2 separate regions of the Homo sapiens genome follow, and region 2 is linked to region 1. A link is a contact called in ENCODE Hi-C or POLR2A ChIA-PET data. All regions are on one chromosome and are shown on one strand. The core of a region is the stretch at or near the end of the contact, and the rest is flanking DNA. Distances in the headings are between cores, read along the strand shown. Region 1 overlaps POC1B-AS1 (POC1B antisense RNA 1). Region 2 holds the start of LOC124902982 (a long non-coding RNA gene).

Region 1 (7,002 bases), core at 1,208-3,707:
CTGTTATATCTCTAAGGATTTTCTTAAATCAAGTGAGAAGAAGCTTGATGAAGAATCATTTCACTTAAACTTTAGGGTAAAGAACTGCACAGACGTGGGTGAGCTGTTATTCTTTATCCCCTCACACCCTCAGATCTATTCTCAGCACTTCTCTTCTCTGCAAAAGCTGATGAGTCAGACTTCTTACTGCTTCCCGCCTTTCCCTCAAACCGTACCTCTGGTCTCCCCGGGTATTCCCTATGACCCTTTGATGAGAAAAGAGGGTGACAGTGGCCTGGTCTGGTTTAAGAATTATCTGTCTGGGGTGGCTCTGCAAGCCATAGGAAAATCTTCCCATAGACAGAACTTCAGGAAGTACATCTGGTTGGCCACTGACATGAAAGAAGGGATAAGCTGAGGTTTCCTGAAATACACAGGCAGGGGCTAATGGGTTGGTCAAATTATCAGGGACCTGGAAGGTTGGTGCCAAGATCACCTAAAGGGAAGTTATATAATGGACCTCTAAAAATGGCTAGTCTTTGAGGCTATTTGAATAGCATATAAATGTTCCCCCAGAGGACATCTACCTCACAGAAAGCTAAATGAGGAGGTGGCCAAGATGACCTATCCCTTGGTTGTAGTGAGCCTCCTTCCCTGGCTGCTATGGTCTAAATATTTGTGTCCCTTCAAAACTCATATGTGGAAACCTAATCACCAATGTGAATGGTATTAGGAAGTGAGGCCACTGGGAGGTTAAGTCCCCAGGGAAGTTAAGTGCCCTTATGAATGGGATTAGTGCCCTTATAAAAGAAATCCCAGAGAGCTGCATAGCCCTTTCCACCATATGAAGACACAGAAGGTGGCCCTCTGTGAACCAGGAAATAGGCTCTCACCAGACGCAGAGTCTGCTAGAACCTTGATCTTGAACTTCCCAGCCTCCAAAATTGTGAGAAATAAATTTCTGCTGTTTATAAACAACCCAGTTTACGGCGTTTTGTTAAAGCAGTTGAGCATGCTAAGACACTGGCCATGTTTGTGCTTGGGTAAATGTCTCATGTACAAAGTGGCCATGGGAATAGGAACAGAGGCAATGAAATAAATAAACATGGACTTCCTCACATCACAGCTGATCTGCCACTGTCACTGCTGAGTGCCCAGATTTCTAAAACGGAAGGCAACACTGAACCCTTATTTGGCACTATTTCTTGGAAGTATCAGCCACCCAGGTTGATAATATCAGACCACTACATTATGGAAGGGGCAGGAATTTGTCTTCATGGGAATAATTACATATACTGGAGAGTAACTTCCCTTTCCTGTGCATGTTGCTTCCGCCAGCACTACCATATGTGGTTGATAGGCTGCCTTATTCATCCCCATGGTGTCACACACAGCATTGTCACTGATCAAGGAACTCATTTACAGTGAAACAGCTGTGGTATTACGCTCACATCGTAGAATTCATTGTTCTTACCTGGAAGCAGCTAGATTGATGGAATGATGAAATGTCCTATCGAAGGCTCATTTATGGAGCCTGCTGGGAGACAACATCTTGTGAAGTTGGGGTGCTGTCCTATAAGTGGTCAGATCAGTGGTTGATACATGGTGTTGAATACATGGCTCTGGGAACTCAGGATGAGTAATAACCCACTTCAATAATACTGTCTTCTTGTCCCTAAAACATTGCATCTAATGGGCGTGAGGTTCTTGTGCCCAAGGGGGAGATATATTTCTACTAGGAAACACTGAGAATGCCCCTTCAACATTTCAGGTTGTTCACAACACTGATCAAAGGCAGAGCATTGGCTGTTTGTATGGACTGGTATGATTAATTTTGATTATCAAGGAGAAATTGGGATTTTTGCTATCACATGGAAACAACACTGTATCTAGAGCCCATGGGATTCATTGCACTCCCATGTCCAGTAGTAATGGCCAATGAGAAACGGCAGCAACTCAACAAAGATGGAACCACCCGGATCCTGTGGCAAGGAAGGTTTGGCTCACCCCATCAAGTAAGACACCTTAACTGTCAAGATGCTAGGTGAGGGTAAAGAATTATGGAACGAGTGCTGGGAGGAGGAAGTCAGGATTATTAGATTAGAAATGCTTAGATGTGGAGCTGTAGTATGATAGTTATTTATTTTTTTACCTTTCTTTGCTGCCTTGCATCCTGGTGGTGACTAAAGTTACAGTTTAGGGTCCAGGAAGTAATATGACTGAAATACATCATCACTCAGTGATACAGTAGCTGATGAGACTATGTTTTCCCTGTGTTGAGGACCTGAGTTTCTTTGGCTAAGTAAAGTGTTAGAATGGAAGCTGAGTGACAATAGGGTGGCCTGGGATGGTTATTCTTAGATCTGTTCTCTGCCTTTTCCTGTCACGCTCTGCGGCCTGGGAGGCTGCCCTCTACTAGACCTGTTGTTTCATTTGCTTTTCCTTGCACTCTGGCAAGAAACTACTGGCAAGAGGCCAGAGGGCAGGAGGAGAGCCGGGCCAGGGATTTTTATGCCCTCCTCCTCTTTCCTCTCTGCCACACCGCAGATGAGACAGAGGCTCCAGCTCCCAGGCCCAGTGACCTCTCCTGCACAGTTTCAGCTCTTACCAGGCTGGTAACAGCATCCCCTCCCTTTGTCCCTGCAGACCTCCTGTGGTAAGAGCTAATCCCTGACTGTCTCCCCAGCTCTTGTTGGTTCCATTAACCCTGCCCACGCCTCTGTAAATAATCCCTGTATGAAATTCTCTTCAGCTAAACCCTTTGATGGTGCCATCTGTTTCCTACTAAGGCGTCAGTGGATACAGCAGGAAAAATAGCTGAGAAAGGAGAGAGGTATGGAGGTCAGCTATTGTGAAGTGGGGGAACATTTGAGGGCATATGGCTGGCACATACAGGCCAGAATAAGATGCATTTTCACAGGCTGAAATTGGCCAAGACAAAAAGAGTAATCTCTTCTAGTCAGAGCTCATAGTTGTTGTTTTTTTTTGGTATTGTCAGATAGAGAAAGCCTGCAAAGCTGATTGGGATGTGCCCAAGATTGAGAGGTTTTCTGGGTTGCAGGAATTTCAGTTCTAAAACTGGAACAGTCCTAGGCAAACTGGGATAGTTGGTCACCTTAATCTGTGATTATAATCAGGACTTCTGAGTCTTGCCCAGCTGCTCCTGCTGTAGGGACATTCTAGGCAAAAGGACACTGTTCTAGAACCACTTGGCTCCTCCTCTCCACCCTCAATCAATGGCAGACATCACTTATCTCTCAAGGCATACGTTCTCTACATGCAGTCTGAGATCTCTCTTAACACATGGTTCAGGAAGCTGGTATCAACTGTTCAGAGCTAGAATGCCAGACAAGAACCTTGCTAACACCCCTGAATTAGAGTGAATTAGAGCTTTGGCCCCAAACTCAAAAGCAGGGCTAGACCAAGAAGAGCCTCTAGAGCTCTTTTTTTGCCCTTGTTTCCTTGGGTATTGCTGAAGTAAGTAGCAGCGTGGGTGGCCTTTTTAGCTCCTTTGCACTTGGCCAATAATTAGATCCTACTCATCTCCATCTTTCCATCTACTGTAAGAGCTTCAAGGGCTGACATTGTGTTGTAAGAACAGCAGCTCACACCTTCAACATTAACAATCTGCCCGTTTATTATTCCAAGTGCTGTGTACTTTTTAACCATCTATATGTTAAAGATGAGGAGACAGTTAAATGATTTAAGTGACTTTTCCTAGGTCACACATGTAGCAGACCCAGGACTCAAATGCACTCATTCAGGTTCTTAGTACAGCACTTAGTGCCTCTCTCCTAGTTCCCTCGGATACCCTGCACCTGGCTCAGAGCTTGTCAGGTAGTGAGTGCCTGGTTATTAAATATGTGCTTAAAATTGTTAAATGAATACAAATCTTACCAGGAAATATGTCCCTTTTCATGTCTCCTTTTCCATGGACCCTGCTCTGGTTTTGTTAGGCCTTCTAAGCAAAGGCAACCTTTGACTCAGCTGACTAAACCAGCAGCATGAGAACAGAACAGAGCAGAGAGTGGTCCTTTGTCAATGGGCTCAAATCCAGGTTCTATCAGCCTCTTAATCTAGAAGGTGAGAATTTCAATGGTGCTTACCTCCGAAGAGTTGTGCCAAATGAGTCAAGAACTTGGCACACAGTACATACTTACTTTTAGCTTTGATTATTTTAATGGTTATTCTTGCAAATCAATCCAAATGCAGTAAATAGAAGTGCAAAGGGTAGATTTCCAATTCCAGGAGCAATCCCTTTACTTCTCCAGGCTTCTTCCTCTAGCCGAGGGCTCTTTCCTTGAAGTCAGTTTCACCCTGATCTTTTGATGCACCGCCTTTGGGATGAGTGGAGAGAAATGCTTGAGCTCCCCCTAGAGGATGGCGGTGCTCCTAACTTCAAAACCTTCCATGACGTCCCAGGACCCAGGATTAAAATGTTTTCTGATATTTTCTGTTTGTTCCTCCAAATGTTTGTTCCTCCTTCTGTGCTGGGTGTTTTCTGTTTGTCCCTCGGAAATTGCTTTTTACCCCCTTTTTACTCTCTTCTGGGCTACAGGGTGCTGACTTGTATAGATAGACTCCCTTTCTCTCCAACTTCCAGTTTGATATTAACCAATGGAAGTCATCAATATTGAAGAAGAGGAGAGAGGTTGGGGTATTATTTCCCCAGGCCCCTCCAAGCCAGGCTGCTAAGAGTAGGCAAGATCCCTCTACTAAAGGCCATGGCTTCTATCATGCAGACTTTCAGACTCTAAGATCTCTGGTTCCTTGGTGTTGGCTCCCCTGCTTCCCTCTTCAGACCTAGGGACAGAAATGACTTCCTGCTGTTGCTAGCCCATAGCACAGCACCATCCCAGTTTGCTTTCTCTTAATCCTAACTACACCTTGGTAAATGGTCCCTTTATTAGCTCTCCTCAACTACCCTGTTTGAGAGTGTCATCTGTTTCCTGCCAACCACTACATGCTGTGTCTAAATTCCTTAACAGTTTCATCTTTCCTCCACCTCCCCAGTACCCTGTGCTTCAATAAACACTACTTACAATCTCTGTAATATAATCCTGCTGCTTTGTGGCCCATGATTCTCCCATTAATTCTTATATCCGCAGTGTCCTTGCATTTTCCCTATCCTCTTCACAACCCGCTCTCCACCCTGGCCCTCATACAATGTCAATCCCCTTTCCTCATTAAAGGCTTCAATTCAAAGGCCATGTCTTCTATTCAGTCCTTCCTGATCTCCTTTGGCACACATTTTTTTTCCCATTTCACTGACATCCATGCCTTTTCTGTCCTATTGAGTAGCAGTCTTACATTTGGGTTGGATTCACCTTTTCTCTAGTGTCTATGGAGGGTCTGGGATAGTTTAACTATGTTCCATTAACTGGATTAATACAGGCCTAATCCAACCAATACATGATATTTCCCTGGCAATAGGGAAATGGCCAACACTTCTTCGTGGGTGTTCTACTCAGCGGGAGACTGCAGGGCTTTGTTCTGTGGTTGGTATCCATGCTCTCCCCTTCAGAAGTGAGCAGGGAGCAGAGAGTTGCACCCGCTGATTGTAGGCATCTGGTGACCAAGAGGAATGTCAATCTGAGGAAGAAACTAGCATGGAGAGAGGGCAGAATCAGGAGGATCACTAGCAAACAGAACCGGGGCCTTGATCAGACTGTGCCCAAAGCTGTTATTATGCAAGCCGGCTTGAGATGTTTTTTTTTTTGTTACACCAGCTAAAAATATATGTGACATTTATGTTAACAAAAAAGCAACATTCATAGAGTGCAATTAGAAGACAACTTCATCCTTTTCTTCTTCTGCCCATTCAAACTCACATAAAGGGTTACTTCTTCCTCTGCCTCTGGATAAAACCTTGGTGGGGTCCAAGGGGGAGGGAAGGTCCTATCCTTATCTATTCTTCTGCTGAGGATAAAATGTCTTCCAGTCACCTCTAATTACAAAACAGTTTTATTTCAGTAATTAAAATATCCATTTCTATGTCATAGTCAAACCTCTGAAATTCATTTAACATGAAAACTTTTCTCTCCTGACTCCAGCCACTAAAAGCTACAGTGGGTGTTGGGTAGAGGAGGAGAATGTTCCTATTTCCTCATCTAACATGGGGAATAGTGGCTTTTTACCTATTTCCCCTCTTCTTCACTTACTGAGAGGTCTCTGGCTCCTCCTGGATTAAAGCAGAGGAAGGAGGAGAAATATGAGGTAAGTTAGGGTCTTATTCATGTGGACACTGCAATGTAATATGATGATGGTTCCCTCTCTTTGCATGTTTAAAAGCACCTCTCCCTGGGTTTGAGTCCCAGAGAGAACTGTTCCCATGGGCACTTCTGTGGGTTCTCTGAGGACCTCATTGGGCACATTCAGCTGTGTTATTTATGATGTGGACAATGTACTTTTCTCTCTCTGTCATTTTTATTCCTTTCTCAGCTCCTGGGGCCCTGACAACCCATCTTCCTGTTGGGTTTATGGCATCCTTTTGGGTTTTCCCGGGCTGCAGGCCTGCACTCTTTTTCTCCCATGCAGCTCACATCCAGTCCTGGAGATACACTCATGCATCTTTGTCCCCATCGTCACTGGAAGAACAGTCTGTTCCAAGAGCTGTCTGGTCTTTTCTCTCTGCCCTCAGAGCAGCCAGCCAGCCGCATCCTCTTGCCTTTTGATTTCACAGGCATGAGCTGCATGGCTGTCACTGTGCTGGAGGTATTTATCTCAAATATAGTCTAATCTCCTCTTAGCAGGCTTGAGGGAAGAGAGAGATAAGTCCCACCCTTCCCCCATAGGCGTGGGAAGTAGGCCTGAGACACAAACACACTGACATACTCTCCATTATTTCCAAACTCACCTTTGAGATGGATGTTTGCTGAGAGCCACAAAACTGGTTTGTTGCTCCCTCCGTGAAAGTCCTGTTTAGGTATTCTAGCCCTTCCCATAGAACAAAGAGTACTGACCATCTAATGTGTGGAGGCCTTAGCAGAAACAGACAGAAAAAGCAGACAGAGTCCCACTGTA
Region 2 (7,002 bases), core at 1,302-3,801, 790 kb before region 1:
ACTTCAGCATAATCCAAGGGGTGCCAAAAAGGCCTAGCCCTCAAAAATAGCTTTCCCACCATTGCCTCTATTGTCAATTCATTCCTTTTTGTCAAGGTTTGCACTGGCTAGTCCATGATACTTTTAAGTGCAGATATCACTGATAGTAACACATTAAAACACAAGTTTAAGTGCTACTGTTTTTCTTTAAAAGAGGCAAATGAGAACCTGAGTCATCAGAAAATGGTAGGCACAAAAAAGTTCAGAAATGGGAGATACACCAGTGATTTTTTTTTCACAGTTTTCCCTAAAGATTTTGGCTTACATTTCATCCAATGATACATCATCTAATCTTTACTTTCAAAAGTCCAGACAGAATCCAAATAATAATTGGAATCTATCCCAGAAAATTGTTTGAACAGAGCTCACAATGTATTTTATGGATATCTTGAAATACCGACTAACTGCAGTAATATTGAAACTTCCTTTTGCAGATACCTGTAAGGCTACCTAACTAGCCCATACCTTTTCCTATTTTAGAACTGCTCTCACACCGCAGTTGGGTCTTAGCAGTTTGTTTCCACTTCAGATCCTGCATGCCACTCCATAGCCAATTGAACCAAGGGTAGATAATCAACAGGTATAAACTGAATCAATCAGAATCTTTGTTCTGGGAATATAAAAATGGGACTTAATGGAGCTAGTGTTTCTCTTGCAGGTAGAAGAATTAATTTAAACTCAGGAGTGGGTGTTCTGACCATGATCCACCATGCTTTGGAAAAAGCAAAGAGTCAGCAAAGAGAGAGAGAATGAAGCAGACATACAGAGATAAATGGAGATGAGACAGTGTGTAGTTTCCATAAAAGACTAAGACAAAGCCTCCTTTGGTGGCTATCCAGCTCCTGTACTTCATCAATGGCATTTGACTGTATTTTGAAATTGTGAGTCCTGAGGCTTCCACTAATTCATAACTATATATTTATCTTTATTTCTTAAATTCATTTGAGGTTATAGTTATGTAATAACAAAAGCTACACCACCACCAAAAATAAACCCCATCCAACAATACTAACTAATGCTTATGGAGCATCTATAAATGTAAAGTCATGTTTTACATCTTTATAAGATTAATCTACTTTAGCTTCACAATGACCTTATGTGATAGACAATAATCATGTCCAAGGTGGCATTTGGAAGAACAGGGTATGAATTCAAGCAGTTTTCAATAATTACACAGTGTTTAACTATACTGGAGTGTATGCAGAGTTCATAAAGCATCATATTAGACCATTGGCATAAGACTCATTGGGACACATTGAAAAACAAAAAACAAGCAAAAACAACTCCTAGGCCCAGGTATGACCACAGAATCACAACATCTAGAGGAGAGAGATTAATTTAGTCACTTCCAGGTGATTCTTCTGTTTGCTTTGAGAACCATTGCTCAATAATTTAAGGAGGGGGACTTTTGCTGGGGTTGTAGTAGCAGTATCTGTGTGTGTGTGTGTGCATGTGCGTGTGTGTGTGTATGTGTCGGAAAAGGGCAACAATGCAAAATGAATGAAGAGTTTCACTTACTTTACTAACTCCAGATCCACCAGCACCATTTCTCCTGCTACTACAACACCTACTTTTCTGGTATTCAGGCCTGAGCATAAGGTATTGGGTTCATCAATGAGAGGATTTTAGACTCTCCTGGGAGCCAAAATTGGCTATATAGATTTTCAATCCTAATAAGAAACATAAAAATTCACTTTTGAGAAATCTAACCTAGAAAAACAAGTTTGGAATAATGTTGTTCTAAATTATAACATTCTCTTCTGTATGACATCGTGTACATTTTCTTTCTTGAGTAGAAATTATATATATATATATAATTTTTTAAACAAGAGGGATTTTCCAACATGCCATCATTGTGCAGATGGAACCATTCCATTCCTAAACAGTAGGAAGTCTTTCCTGTCATATTTTATTGGTTCTTCTGGTCATTAAATTTGACAGACTGTAAATCCCCTGTTTGCCATTAAGCATATTGTGAATGACAAGATAGTATTAAGCATTTCTGGCACAGAGATTGCAGTTGGGCAATCAATAGCACCATCATTCTAGGAAAATTATTGCTGTAACTGAAGGAGGGGATGGTCATCAAGGAGAATTGTATGTTCTCTTTATACTTGGACTTAGTAGAGAAAGCCAAAAATAAAAACTAGGACAGTTCACAGTTGCAAACATTCTAATTAATAATAATGATGAAGGAAGGCGGGAAATAAATGGTTGGGGTTGAGACAGAAGATGTGGCCTTCCTTTTGCATGATGTCTTCCCAGCAGTATAAGGCATGGAAAATATGAGGGGCCATTACCCAAATGTAGATGGCACTACCCAATCTCACAGCCAAGTGCTCTAACCATCCATTAATTTTTTAAAAATTGTATGTTTTAGTGTTTTCCTGCTAATGAGTTGATTATATTTTTAGAAATCATGGGAAATGTGTAGACGCTGATGTCACTGTTCTTTGGCTTTGCTAAGGATGCCTATTGTGAGCAAAGTTGTTTCCTCCCTTGGCTGCAGGCCACTAGACTGCTGTTCTCTCCCTGTCTGCCCACCTCTCCACTCCCTCCTCCATATACAAACACTGGGGCCATAGGAAAAAATATGCTTCTAAAGGTCTAAATCTGCTGTCACTATTGCTGATAAATTAGATTTCGTATTACGTAATTTTAAATTCATCTGTATTTTTCTTCATGGCTCCTCTTTTGAATATAATGAAAAAAGTATTTGTAATTATTAGCTTTGTATTTGTGTCCTCTTTTTGCCATAAGCTCCATGAGAATGAGACCCTGGCTTGTTTTTTCCACCTCAGCACCTATAAACCTATTGTCATGAACAATGCCAGGCACATAGAAAATGTTAAAAATATGTATGTGTATGTATATATACATATATACATTTTTAATGATGAATGCTTATCAACCACTTAAGCTTGTGCCCATTGTCAATGAATGCCTTTCACTGAACGAATCTGTGATAACCTTTTATAGTTAGCTCACTTTATTGAGTTTACTTTCTAATACATAAATATACACAGATTTATCCCCACCTGAAAATGTCCATAGTCTGCTTATTAGAACACAATAATCCCTCTCTTTAAGTTTTTGACACCCACATCTCAGTAATCCCAAGCACTCTGTTGTAGTTGTTTTGTTGTTGTTTACTCTTTTGCTCGTTTTAAATTACCCTTTTCTTTTGACTAAGTTTTAACTCTTTCCTTAATACCAGTGTCCAAATTTTTGCATTGTAGTTCTTAGGCCATGTTCCCCTACAAAATTACAATGTCTCAAGAATGGTGACTTTACCAGGCACCCCAGGGATCAATGACACATACTGTTAGCACCTTTGCTGAGTGGTCAAGGCAGAGTATTTAGAATGGAAACAGTGCTTCCAATTCTAATTGGTATTCTCATTACTAATATTCTACCATGTTGTTTTTCTAGTTCTTTTCATTCTTCAGTAGCCACATGATATTGAGTGAGTTCAATCTTTTCTTCCTCAGAAGCTTTGATTTGGATTAAGGTATATGCAGTTCCCTTAAGCAGCCATGTCGGGCACACAAAAAGCACACCCTGGTATGTTCTTTAGTTGAGGACAAACTAAACTATGAATCAGAAGGCTACACACTTGGTTTAAGTCAAATAGCATATCTACACATTTCATGGAAAAAGAAAGCAGCCAGAAATAATAAATCTTCCTTTGGTTACAAGCTAAAATTTCTTAGCATTCTACCGAGTGTATGTAAAAATTTTATCAAAGAACATAACAAAATTATTAAGTCCTTTGACTATTTTTTAACCTGTGTACAGATTTTATTTGAAAAACACTTAAAAATCATTTTGCCAATCCCTAACCAAAGAAATCCAAAATCATTATTCTGAATTAACTTAGATAAAATAAGAAAGAAAAAAATAAAAAGCATTTTGAAAAAGGTATAACATAAAAGATACAGACGTGAGATATAATGAGGAATATATAATAAAAATGTAAGAAACATACTACACTGTAAAAGTGAAAGAAAACATCGACAAATAGAAAGTGTAATCCCAATTTTATGAGAAAACCAAATCCCTCAAAATGTTGGCATAAGATTAAATTCATGGGGCATTTTAATTAAAAACTCTGTAAACATAGACAAGGGCATATTTTACCTTGAAGATCCAGGGACAAGTAGCAACTTACTACTCTGCTTCTTGGGCCTTTCAAGCTAGAAAGTGATGATTCCAAGACTTTCAGGGCTTGAAATAATTTTAAGATAGAGAAAAAAAGTAAAATTTTCCCTTTCATCTCTAAAGAAGTTTATGAGTCTCGTTGTCCAAAGATGGAAGCATAAGCTCCCTTCTTAGCATTGCCACAGAATGCACAACACTGACACATGCACACCCTAAACAAAATCCTTGGTAACAAACTGTTGATTGTTTGTTTGTTTGTAAAGGAGTTTCGCTCTGTTGCCCAGACCAGAGTGCAGTGGCGAGATTTCAGCTCACTGCAACATCTGCCTCCTGGGTTCAAGCAATTCTCATGCCTCAGCCTCCCAAGTAGCTGGAATTACAGGCACCCGCCACCATGCCTGGCTAATTTTTGTATTTTTTAGTAGAGATGGAGTTTCACCATGTTGGCCAGGCCGGTCTCCCACTCCTGACCTCAGGTGATCTGCCTGCCTTGGCCTCCCACAGTGCTGGGATTACAGGCGTGACCCACCACGCCTGGCCAAACTGTTGTTTTCTAATCAATTATACTTGTAGGAAGATTTTCAGTTCTTTGAGGAAAATAAAAAGTTTCTTCTTTCACTGGTGTTGCAAGGACATTTGACATACAGAGGGTCATTAGCATGCACGTATTAGATAGAGGCATAATCAAATTAAATCCCATGAACGCCTTTCACTATGACCTCACAAGATTCATTCACTCAGAATTTCCAGAAATCTGAAGTCAGTCATTCTCCATCAATGAATCTCCAACTTAGCTGCATAGGAGGGACATCTGTCTATATACTTCTTGCTTCAGAACAAAAAAGTCAAGACAATTGCCTGGGTAAAATATTCATATTCTTTTTTTTTTTTTTGGTTAAGAATGTTTCAATTTTGGATAAAAAGTGCTAATGGACTTGAATCCTAAGCAAACTCATAAACATCTGGGAGCTGGTATGACTTTCTTTGAAAATTACCTTGTATTTCACCTTATTTAAATAATGGAGTTGTTACTTTGCATGTAACATGTGCAGAAAACCCGTAATGCAGCGTTAGTGTCCTTTGTCTTGGTTAATGATCATAAACACCTTAAAATGTATATATTTTTATCTTTTGTTTTCAGATAAACTGAAACTCAGTATTTTCAGTTAGGCAGAGACTGCCAATAGCACCTTCAATAACTATGTTTTCTTTCTTTCTCATGTAGCAGGAAGCTAATTTTATTGGTGTTGGCAAAGTTCCTACTTAAAAAGCATTTCTTAGACTCCTTTGCTGATAAAGGTATCCATATAATGGTATTTCCAGACAATAATATATAAGTGACTTTATTGGGAGGGGTTTCTGGGAAAGCACCTTATATAGGAAATGGACTCATGTAATACCAGATATATCCTTTTTGCCCATGGCACATTTCCTTTTTTCTTGCCAGAAATACAGATCTATGGGGTGAAGCACTCCAGCAACCATCTCAAGCAGACTGTCGGGGGAAAAACAAGAAAATCAGCCTGACATCCCTGAGACACTGGACTGCTTACTTCGGAATTTTTGGCTTTGAAGGAGAAACACAACACCTATCTTGCTTAAACCACTGTTCCTAGCATTATCTGTTCTCATTCAACTGAATAACTTTCATGTTCTGTAGCAAGTCCAAGGTCCCATGGCTATAAACTAATGTAACTTTTTCTGATTCCACATTCTATAAAGAATGCTAAGAGCAGATATCTTCAACATTAATTCAGCTAGCCAGAGTAATATGTAAGGGCTAACTTCCAGGACTAGAATGATCTCATAGGCCCATCTGTATCCTGAGCCACAAAAATAGCTTGTTTACTGCATATTTCATTGTTTGTTTTTATGCATTCATCAAGTATTATTGACAGCCTACTATTAACAAATATTGCATTGTCTAGAGACCAATGACAGAAAATGTCACTGCTACCAAGCAGTTTATAGTCTATTTTCGTGGGTATTTCCAATAAATAGTTAGGCAAAGAATTTCTATTATTGGGATAATTGCCACAAAATCTGTTACTATGACAGCAGAAAATGGGAGGGCCTATTTCAGTGTTCGGGTGAGAGAAAGCTTTAGAGAGAACATGTCACATGTGCTGACTTCTGAAAGATGAGTATGGACTAGCCAGGCAACTGGGCATGAGAAAACGGAAGGTGAGTTTAAGGCATAAGAAACAGCATGTGTAAAGGTCCTGAGGTTTAATAAAGATTGTGGGAAGTGATTCACAATTAGACTGGAAAAGTAGGCCTGAAATATGGGGTCCTTTCAGACTGTGTTTGAGATTTTGAACTGTATCACAGAAGCAATGGAGACCATGGAAGACTCGTAGATGGGAAACAGATGTAACTAAATATCTCTTAGGATTAGAGAGGAAATTACCCTAAGGTATTTTTAAAAATTATTTGGAATAAGACAAGAGGAAGCAGAAATAATAGTTAAGATATTATTATTGCAGTAGTTCAGACTGGTAAAGATGTTGGTGAATTAGAATCTAGTGATAATGGAGGAGTTAGAAAGAAGTGAACAGATTTGATAAGCATTTAAGAGGCAGCTGCTTCTGGATGCATAGCTGATTGGATAACAGAGCAGTAAGAACACAGATGTGAAGAATGCCTTCCTTGTTTTTGATATGAACTGATGGAAACTGTCATAAATTACCAAGAAGAATGCGGAAGGAAAAATGTTTGATAAAAAGAACATTAATCCAGTTTGTTGAGTTTAAAATAAGTGTAACACATCCAAGTGAGAATATTGAGTAGGCAGTTGAATAC

The links. A loop is a pair of places that touch in the nucleus more often than their neighbours do. ChIA-PET counts read pairs that join two places held with the same protein, here RNA polymerase II (POLR2A). Pooled maps may share reads with other maps.
Region 2: a loop to region 1 is called in a map of endothelial cell of umbilical vein, with 5 times the contacts of the local background. The contact joins two enhancer-like sites. A Hi-C loop is called at or near these places in 7 of 168 maps with a recorded cell type or tissue (A673, B cell, CD4-positive, alpha-beta memory T cell and 4 more), 6 of 37 single-sample maps with no recorded cell type and 11 of 50 pooled maps. POLR2A ChIA-PET finds 5 or more read pairs at or near these places in 1 of 52 experiments (endothelial cell of umbilical vein).

What each region holds. Positions count from the first base shown.
Region 1 is chr12:89,540,471-89,547,472 of GRCh38, reverse strand. It overlaps POC1B-AS1 (POC1B antisense RNA 1), which reads right to left. Exons shown (of 2, transcript NR_146294.1): 2 at 5,931-7,002. Among named protein-coding and RNA genes, the nearest start is that of POC1B-GALNT4, 18 kb to the right of the region's middle. RefSeq lists a silencer at 2,289-2,358. Within about 2 kb of position 2,457, at least 7 of the 41 ENCODE cell types and tissues checked have a DNase peak (open chromatin) inside an H3K27ac peak, as active enhancers do.
Region 2 is chr12:90,326,985-90,333,986 of GRCh38, reverse strand. It overlaps LOC124902982 (a long non-coding RNA gene), which reads left to right and starts at 6,329. Exons shown (of 2, transcript XR_007063402.1): 1 at 6,329-6,384. Within about 2 kb of position 2,551, at least 2 of the 41 ENCODE cell types and tissues checked have a DNase peak (open chromatin) inside an H3K27ac peak, as active enhancers do.